2 separate regions of the Homo sapiens genome follow, and region 2 is linked to region 1. The links are chromatin contacts, found by Hi-C or POLR2A ChIA-PET in ENCODE. All regions are on one chromosome and are shown on one strand. Each heading gives the region's core, a stretch centred on a gene start or an enhancer-like site at or near the end of the contact. The rest is flanking DNA. Distances are from core to core; before and after follow the strand shown. Region 1 has its middle 12 kb from the start of ULK1. Region 2 overlaps EP400 (E1A binding protein p400).

Region 1 (4,363 bases), core at 16-2,515:
TGGGGGGGCCATCCTCTCCCTTGGCTGAGTGGGATCCATCCTTTCCCGTGGCTGAGTGGGGGGCCATCCTTTCCCGTGGCTGAGTGGGGGTCATCCTTTCTGTGGCTGAATGGAGGGCCATCCTTTGCCGTGGCTGAGTGGGGGTCATCCTTTCTGTGGCTGAATGGAGGTCCATCCTTTGCCGTGGCTGAGTGGGGGTCATCCTTTCTGTGGCTGAATGGAGGGCCTTCCTTTCCCATGGCTGAGTCGGTGGGGGGGCATCCTCTCCCGTGGCTGAATAGGGGGATCCATCCTTTCCTGTGACTGAGTGGGGGTCATCCTTTCTGTGGCTGGAGGGCCATCCTTTCCCGTGGCAGAGTGAGGGGCCATCCTTTCCTGTGGCGGAGTGAGGGGACATCCTGTCCCATGGCTGAGCAGGATCCATCCTTCCCGTGGCTGAGTGGGGGTCCATCCTCTCCCGTGGGTGAGCGGGCGTCCATCCTCTCTCGTGGCTGAGTGGGGGCCATCCTTTTCCATGGCTGAGTGAGGGCCATCCTTTCATGTGGCTGAGAGGGATCCATCCTTTCCTGTGGCTGAGCGGGATCCATTCTTTCCCGTGGCTGAGTGGAGGCCCATCCTTAGGTACCTCCAGTGAGCAGCCTACATCCTTGGAGGATGGAAAATTGATTTGCCTCTTCACAGACTTCTCTGGTTCTAGCTTTGGGCTATTTATGCGTGAAGCTGCTAAGAACATTTCCCAAATGTGATTTGTATAAATACCTAGGAGTAGGATTCCTAGTGTGAGGTCAGAGTCTGTCTAGCAGCATAAAAACAACCAAAAGATTTTCTGAGCCTCAGGGCACATGGGTGGGGCCCAGAGAGCACCCAGGACCGAAGCTGCCCAGGACCTCCCTCAAGCGCCCCAGGCTGTCCCCACTCCCACTGCTAGGAGCCTGCTCCAGGGCCAAGGGTGAGGCCCACCCTGCCTGGTGGCTCCCTCATGCCCCTCCGGCACCCCCAGGAGTGAGGGTGGGCTGCCAAGCTTCCCTTCCTCCACTTCCTTCTCTAACATGCCCACCCCTCCTTTTTTTTAAACAAAGAGGCTGGAGGCCCTAGGATCCAGCCTGGTGGCTCCGAGATCTACCTAAAGCGCCCTAGTGGAGGACAAAGATTTTTTCAGGAGATCAGAACTCTGACTTCTGCAGCTCTCTGGGGCTGGGCTGTGGAATGGAAGCAGCTTGGGACAGGAAGCGGGTGTGGCTCCTCCTAAAGGAGCTACACGTTGTTTTGTTCTCTTTTTTGACAGACTCTCCCTGTGTCACCAGGCTGGAGTGAGTTACATGATCTCGGCTCACTGCAGCCTTGACCTCCCACACTCCAGCGATCCTCCCACCTCAGCCTCCTGAGCAGCTGGGACTACAGGCGCACGCCACTCCAGCTATTTTTTTTAATTTTTGTGGAGATGGGGGTCTCACTATGTTGCCCAGGCTAGTCTGGAACTCCCAAACTCAATGAATCCTCCCGCCTCGGCCTCTTGAAGTGCTGGGATTACAGGCATGAGCCACCAGGCACAGCTAACTTAATCCTCTGAGAGGTCTTTTTTTTTTTTTTTGAGACGGAATCTCACTCTGTCACCCAGGCTGGAGTGTAGTGATGAGATCTCAGCTCACAGCAAGCCCCGCCTCCAGGGTTCACACCATTCTCCTGCTTCAGCCTCCCGAGTAGCTGGGACTAAGGCGCCGACCACCACGCCTGGCTAATTTTTTGTATTTTTAGTAGAGACGGTGTTTCACCGTGTTAGCCAGGATGGTCTCGATCTCCTGACCTCATGATCCGTCCGCCTCAGCCTCCCAAAGTGCTGGGATTATAGATGTGAGCTACCACACCTGGCCCATCCTCTGAGAGGTCTTCTTATCGTCCCTCCCATTTTCCTGAGGGGATAACAGATGCACAGAGGATCTAGCCGAGGCTCCCTGTGGCACCTGGAGGGGACTCAGGCAAGTTCATGCTCTCAGCTCTCTGACCTGCCCTAGGATTCAACCCACCCAGGTAGGGGAGAATCCGGGTGGCATCTCCAGGCTTTTGGCGCCTATCTGTGACCACTGTTTGGGAAAATGATCTGGAACATGTGAACAATGATGCGGCTCACACTTGGCTGTCACGTGGGAGCCTCATTTACTAGGTCCACCCACGAATTGCTTAATGATCTAGGACAGGCTGGCGTGATGGTTTACCTGTGTAATCCCAGCATGCTGGGAGGCTGAGTTGGGCAGATTGCTTGAGCCCAGGAATTTGAGACAAGCCTGGGCAACTTAGTAAGACCCCGTCCCTACTAAAAATTAAAAATTAGCCAGGCATGGTGGTGCACACCTGTAGTCCCAACTACTCAGGAGGCTGAGTGGGAGGATCACTTGAGCGTGGGAGGTCAAGGCTGCAGAGAGCTGAGACTGTGGCACTGCACTCCAACTCAGGAGGCTAAGTGGGAGGATCACCTGAGCTTGGGAGGTCAAGGCTGCAGTGAGCTGTGACTGTGGCACTGCACTCCAGCTTTCATGACAAAGTGAGACCCTGTCTCACTCTGAAAAAAAAAAAAATCTAGGACAAGAGTCAGCAAACAACCGGGCACAATGGCTCACGCCTGTAATCCCAGCACTTTGAGAGGCCGAGGAGGGCAGATCATCTGAGGTCAGGAGTTCAAGACCAGCCTGGCCAACACGGTGAAACCCTGCCTCTACTAAAAATACAAAAATTAGCCGGGTTTGGTGGTGGGCACCTGTAATCCCAGCTGCTCGGGAGGCCGAGGCAGGAGAATCTTTTGAACCTGGGAGGCGGAGGTTGCAGTGAGCACAGATTGCAGCATTGCACTCCAACCTGGGCAACAGAGAAAAAAAAAAAAAAAAAAAAAAAAATCAGTAAACGTTTTCAGTAAACCTTTCCTGCAAAGGTCCAGGTAGTATATACATCTTCAGCTCTGCAGCCACACAGGCTCTATCGCAACTGCTTAACACTCTGCAATGGTAGTGTAACCGCCCAAGGGGTTCACCTTGCCCACTGCTGAAACAAAGCTGATTCGTGGAGACAGGGGAATTGCAATCGAGAAAGAATAATTGGGACGGGTGCGGTGGCTCGTGTCTGTAATCCCAGCACTTTGGGAGGCCAAGGCAGGTGGATCACCTGAGGTCAGGAGTTCAAGACCAGCTTAACTAACATGGCAAAACCCCGCCTCTACTGAAAATACAAAAATTAGCCGGTCATGGCAGTGCACACCTGTAGTCCCAGCTACTTTGGAGGCTGAGGCAAGAGAATCACTTGAACCCAGGAGCCGGAGGTGGCAGTGAGCCGAGATCGCACCACTGCACTCCAACCTGGGCAACAGAGCAAGACTGTCTCCAAAAACAACAACAACAACAACAACAACACAACAAAAAAGAGTAATTCATGCAGAGCCGGCTGTGTGGGAGACCAGAGTTTTATTATCACTCAAATCAGTTTTCCCGAGCATTTGGGGAGTAGAGTTTTTGTTTTTTCTTGTTGTTTTTTTCACACACAACGTGGGTGAATCTTGAAAACATGATTCTTGTGAAAGAAGACAGACGCAAAAAGACATATTGAGATAAAGGACTAGCTGGATTTCCTAGGCCGACTAAGAATCCCTAAGCCTAGCTGGGAAGGTGACCGCATCTACATTTAAACACGGTGCTTGCAACTTAGCTCACACCCAACCAATCAGGTAGTAAAGAGAGCTCACTAAAATGCTAATTAGGCTAAAACAGGAGGTAAAGAAATAGCCAATCATCTAACACCTGAGAGCACAGAGGGAGGGACAATGATTGGGATATAAACCCAGGCATTCGAGCCGGCAATGGCAACCCCCTTTGGGTCCCCTCCCATTTTATGGGAGCTCTGTTTTCACTCTATTAGATCTTGCAACTGCACATTCTTCTGTTCTGTGTTTGTTACGGCTCGAGCTGAGCTTTCACTTGCCGTCCACCACTGCTGAATGCCACCATCGCAGACTCGCTGCTGACTTCCACCTGTCCAGGTCCGGCAGGGTGTCGGCTGTGCTCCTGATCCAGTGAGGCGCCCATTGCCACCCCCCATCAAGCTAAAGGCTCGCCATTATTCCTGCACAGCTAAGTGCCCAGGTTCATGCTAATCAAGCTGAACACTAGTCGCTGGGTTCCACAGTTCTCTTCCATGACCCACGGCTTCTAAGAGAGCTATAACACTCACAGCATGGCCCAAGATTCCATTCCTTGGAATCAGTGAGGCCAAGAACCCCAGGTCAGAGAACAAAAGGCTTGCTGCCATCTTGAGAGTGGATGCCACAATCTTGGGAGGTCTAAGAACAAGGACCCCCCCCAGTAACATTTTGGTGATCATG
Region 2 (4,454 bases), core at 1,522-4,021, 100 kb before region 1:
GGCACAGTGGTTCACGCCTGCAATCCCAGCACTCCAGGAGGCCGAGGCGAGCAATCACTTGAGCCCAGGATTCAAGACCAGTCTGGGTAATGTGGCAAAAAACACAAAATTAGCTGGACATTCCAGCCTGGACAACAGAGCAAGACCCTGTCTGGGGGAAAAAAAAAAAAAAAAAAAAAAAAAGTGGGTCTGGAGACCTCCCCACCACTTACACCACTGCAAACTCAAGCCCCCACCAACGCACACAGCACAGCAGCTCCACGCATTCCAACCCACCTTCTTCGCAGCAGCCACCTTCCACCTCCTCTCCTGGGCAAAGTCTGTGGCCATCCACTGCATCTCCTCCAGCAGATAGTCCCAGTGGGACTTGGGGCGTGGGGCCTCCTGCAGCTTTGGCAGACGCCTCTGGGACCACAGACCTGCTTTCCTCAGCTCCGCAATGCGCTGATGCACCTGGTTCTCCTGTAGATGATACATGGGGGATGGTGGGGTCGGCATGTGATGAGTGTGTTCCACCAACTCAGACCCCAGAAATTTGAAGCCCTACTATGCAAAAGGCTCAGTCAGGCACTAAGAAAGAGAGAAAGCACAAGGTCCCAGTTTAATATCAAAGGTAAGATTCGAACACAAAGGTCAAAGTGGTTCTAGGAGAGGTCTAGGAGCATGTGACCCTTCCAGGAGCCTTAGAAGAAGCTGGAGCAATAGTCCTGCCCCAGCTCTATAAAACAGACTAAAACTTTAAAACCTCATGTTTCTACCAAAGTGTTTACATGGGAAACCATAGGATGTCTGGAATTTGCTTCTAGATAATCTGGAAAGGAGTGGGATAAATGAAATGAGACTAGCTGCATACTGATCACTGTGATAAAATCAAATAATGGGGAACATGGGGTTTATGACACTCTATTTTGATACACATTTCTTTTAATTCCCCTAATGAAGTTGAACAAAATAAATGCTTAGTCATCCAACCCAAAGTAAGTGCTAAGGGCTGGGCAGTGACTCTCAAACACAGGGCTGCAGACTGGTGGCTGCAGGGACCTCACAGCCTGCAGGGCCCCAGCGCTCAAGCTTGTCCCTCTCCGCCTAACTGCTACACGTGACCTCTCCCACCCTCGTCTACTGCCCATATGAAAGCAGCCCAAGACTGCAGGCTTTATCACAAAAACGCAGACTGCCCCCATGAGTCTGCTTCCAACAGAAAAGGCTAACCCTTGGTTTTCATCTTGTGTCTACTGATTCCCAAGCCATGCTGAATTGACCAGGCATTCGGTTTTACGCCATCACATTCTTGACAATTAAAACTAAATGTGCTTCACCAACTGGAGTACATTTTACAACTTTCTTAAGCATGCTTACCAGAGTTATTTGTTCTGTCAGCGTATCCTGAGAACTGTCTTGGGACGAGGTGGCATTCTGAGCAGGACTCTGTGGTTTGGTGGGGGCAGATGCCACCACCCCTGGGGTCCGGGAAGTGACTGGAGATAGTGCCTTATTGGTGGCTGAGGAAGGTCTATTTACTGGAGAGGATCGAGCAGGGGAGGGTCCTGGGCCGGAGCCACTCACAGGCGCGAGGGACGAGGTAGAAGAGGTGGGCAGAGGCCGTGGGCAGGGCGGGGCAGGGTCCACAGGGAGCCTTGTCGATGCTACCATCTGTAAGGGCAGGGCACAAGTGGAGCAAGGTGAAGAAAAGATGTCGGGGCAGCCCACGGTGCCAAATACCTGAGCGCCCACAGCACCAGAGACGCGCACTGCCAGCACCTTCCGCTCCACGATGCAAGCAGACAAATCACATCGTATCCACAGCCCAACACTAACGTGTCCACAAATAATACATCCTCCCACTTCCACAAAACCAAATAGGAGTTTTCATTATGAACTATCTTTAGGCCATGCCCAGTGGCTCATGCCAGTAATCCCAACACTTTGGGAGGCTGAAGTGGGAGGACTGCTTGAGCCCAGGAGTTTGAGATGAGCCTGGGCTTTGACAAAGAAAGACCCCATCTCTACAAAAAAATTTAAAAATTAGCCAGGTGTGGTGGTGTGCACCTTTGGTCGCAGCTACATGGGAGGCTGAGGTGGGAGGACTGCTTGAGCCTGGGAGGTTGAGACTGCAGTGAGTCATGTTTGTGCCACTGTACTCCAGCCTGGGCAACGAAGCAAGACCCTATCTCAACAAAATATAAAATAAAATAAAATACAAATTCAGTGTGCCTCTCTCATGGCAGACAGGCTAAAAGGGTTAAAAAATCCTCCTCAGGCCAGGCGCAGTGGCTCACGCCTATAATACCAGCACTTTCAGAGGCCGAGGTGGGCGGATCACCTGAGGTCAGGAGTTCAAGACCAGCCTGACCAACATGGAGAAACCTCGTCTCTACTAAAAATACAAAATTAGCCGGGCATGGTGGCACATGCCTATTAATCCCAGCTACTCGGGAGGCTGAAGCAGGAGAATTGCTTAAACCCAAGAGGCGGAGGTTGTGGTGAGCTGAGATTGCGCCATTCTACTCCAGCATGGGGAACAAGAGCAAAACTCCGTCTCAAAAAAAGAAAAGTCCTCCTCTTCGCACCACCTCAACGACAGACTTAAAGTCACAGAGAACTGCTGCGACTCTGTGACTTAAATTCACAGAGAGCAGGGAAGGTGGGCTGAGTGAAGGCTCACACAAGATTTAGCCCGTTCAAAAGCTGAAGGGAGACAGAACCGCTAGAGCACACTCTCTCTGAGCGCCCGTCCCACGACGTGGGTCTGCTTTCTTCACCTCGGCAGCGCCGTCTCCCGGCTGGCCACAGGCGTTTGGAAATGAAGCTTTATTACAGCACAGCCACATCCACTTACGTGCTGTCCGTGAGCGGCTGTGTCTTCACTTCTGCCACAGAAACTGAACAGCTCGCAAAGCTGGAACATTTACTCCCTGGCCCTTGACTGAGAAAGTGTGCCAACCCTGGCTAACCTAGAAGTAACAGGTTCCTACAGACTTTGTAAAGCGCTTCTTTAAAATCATTTTCCAGGCTGGGTGTGGCGGCTCACGCCTGTAATCCCAGCATTTTGGGAGCCCAAGGTGGGTGGATTAGTTGAGGTTAGGAGTTTCAGACCAGCCTGGCCAACATGGCAAAAGCCCATCTCTACTAAAAAGTAAAAAAAAAAAAACAGTTGCCTAAGCATGCATAAGATATTATGTGCATTGTAAAATGATCAGTAAATGATTTCCTCTACTGTTGTTCTTAAGGAGAGAATATAAAGTTATTTAGAGAGCTAAATTGTGAAATAAATCATTTCTCTGCTGGAAAAAAAAAAAACCTAGTAGGGCGTGGTGGCGCATGCCTGTAGTCCCAGCTACTCGGGAGGCTGAGGCAGGAGAATGGTTTGAACCCAGGAGGCAGAGGTTGCAGTGAGCGGAGATCGTGCCACTGCGCTCCACCCTGAGGGACAGAGTGAGACTCTGACTCAAAAAAAAAAAAGATAAAATAAAATAAAACCATTTTCCACAGCTGAGTTTTTCAGTAACACAGGCAGGTAAATTAAATCTAAGAAAAACCACGGAGCTGCTTTAAGTCAGTATGTGGCTCGATGTGAGGAAGTGTTCAAAATAGAATCATTTCCACAAAAACCTAAAGCAAGCAATGTAAGGCCTAGAAGAGCTCAGCTGCCCTGGCATGTGTCGCCTTTCTCAAAGTGGGTGTACAAGGCTTCCCTGCAGACTTGCACAAAAGGCTCCCAACTACAGCCCCCCCAGTTGCTGGCTTTTCTGGCCTCTGGTTTTTTTAATCTATAAAATGGAGATAGTAAAGATTCTACCTCATAAGGTTGTCAGGTAAAGGAAATAAACAATGCCAATAAATCGCTCATCACAGTGCTTGACACCACACCTCACAAGTGGTGAATAAGAGATAGCTATTATTGTTACTATTATTTCATCGTTATATACTTAAGACTTTGCCATAAATCTCAAACATAAAGAACCTGTAGGCCGGGTGCGGTGACTCACGCCTGTAATCCCAGCACTTTGGAAGGCCAAAGCCAGCGGATCACCTGAGGTCAGGAGTTCAAGACCAGCCTAACCCATGGAGAAACCTCGTCTTTACTAAAAACACAAAATTAGCCGGCATGGTGGCAACATGCCTATAATCCCAGCTACTCGGGAGCTGAGGCAGGAGAATCGCTTGAACCCAGGAGGCAGAGGTTGTGGTGAGCCGAGATCGGGCCACTGCACTCCAGCCTGGGTAACAAGAGCGAAACTCCGTCTAAAAAAAAAAAAAGAAAAAGCACTTGTAGCTTGGGCAGCATGGCGAAATCCCATCTCTACAACAATACAAAAATCAGCCAGGTGTAGTGGTGTGCGCCTGTAGTCCCAGCTACTCAGGGGGCAGGGACAGGAGGATCATCTAAGCCCAGGAAGTAGAGGCTGCAGTGAGCAGAGATCGTGTCACTGCATTCCAGCCTGGGTGACAGA

Evidence for each region. Hi-C counts contacts between places; a loop is a spot of excess contacts on that map. ChIA-PET counts read pairs that join two places held with the same protein, here RNA polymerase II (POLR2A). Pooled maps may share reads with other maps.
Region 2: a loop to region 1 is called in a map of astrocyte of the cerebellum, with 9 times the contacts of the local background. The contact joins two enhancer-like sites. A Hi-C loop is called at or near these places in 2 of 168 maps with a recorded cell type or tissue (astrocyte of the cerebellum and brain microvascular endothelial cell) and 1 of 50 pooled maps. POLR2A ChIA-PET finds 5 or more read pairs at or near these places in 2 of 52 experiments (MCF 10A and T-cell).

Annotation. Positions count from the first base shown.
Region 1 is chr12:131,880,178-131,884,540 of GRCh38, reverse strand. No RefSeq gene overlaps it. Among named protein-coding and RNA genes, the nearest start is that of ULK1, 12 kb to the left of the region's middle. Within about 2 kb of position 1,265, at least 3 of the 41 ENCODE cell types and tissues checked have a DNase peak (open chromatin) inside an H3K27ac peak, as active enhancers do.
Region 2 is chr12:131,983,713-131,988,166 of GRCh38, reverse strand. EP400 (E1A binding protein p400) reads right to left here. Exons shown (of 53, transcript NM_015409.5): 6 at 1,360-1,653; 7 at 277-462. Among named protein-coding and RNA genes, the nearest start is that of EP400, 36 kb to the right of the region's middle. RefSeq lists enhancers at 194-844, 1,517-2,136. Within about 2 kb of position 2,771, at least 7 of the 41 ENCODE cell types and tissues checked have a DNase peak (open chromatin) inside an H3K27ac peak, as active enhancers do.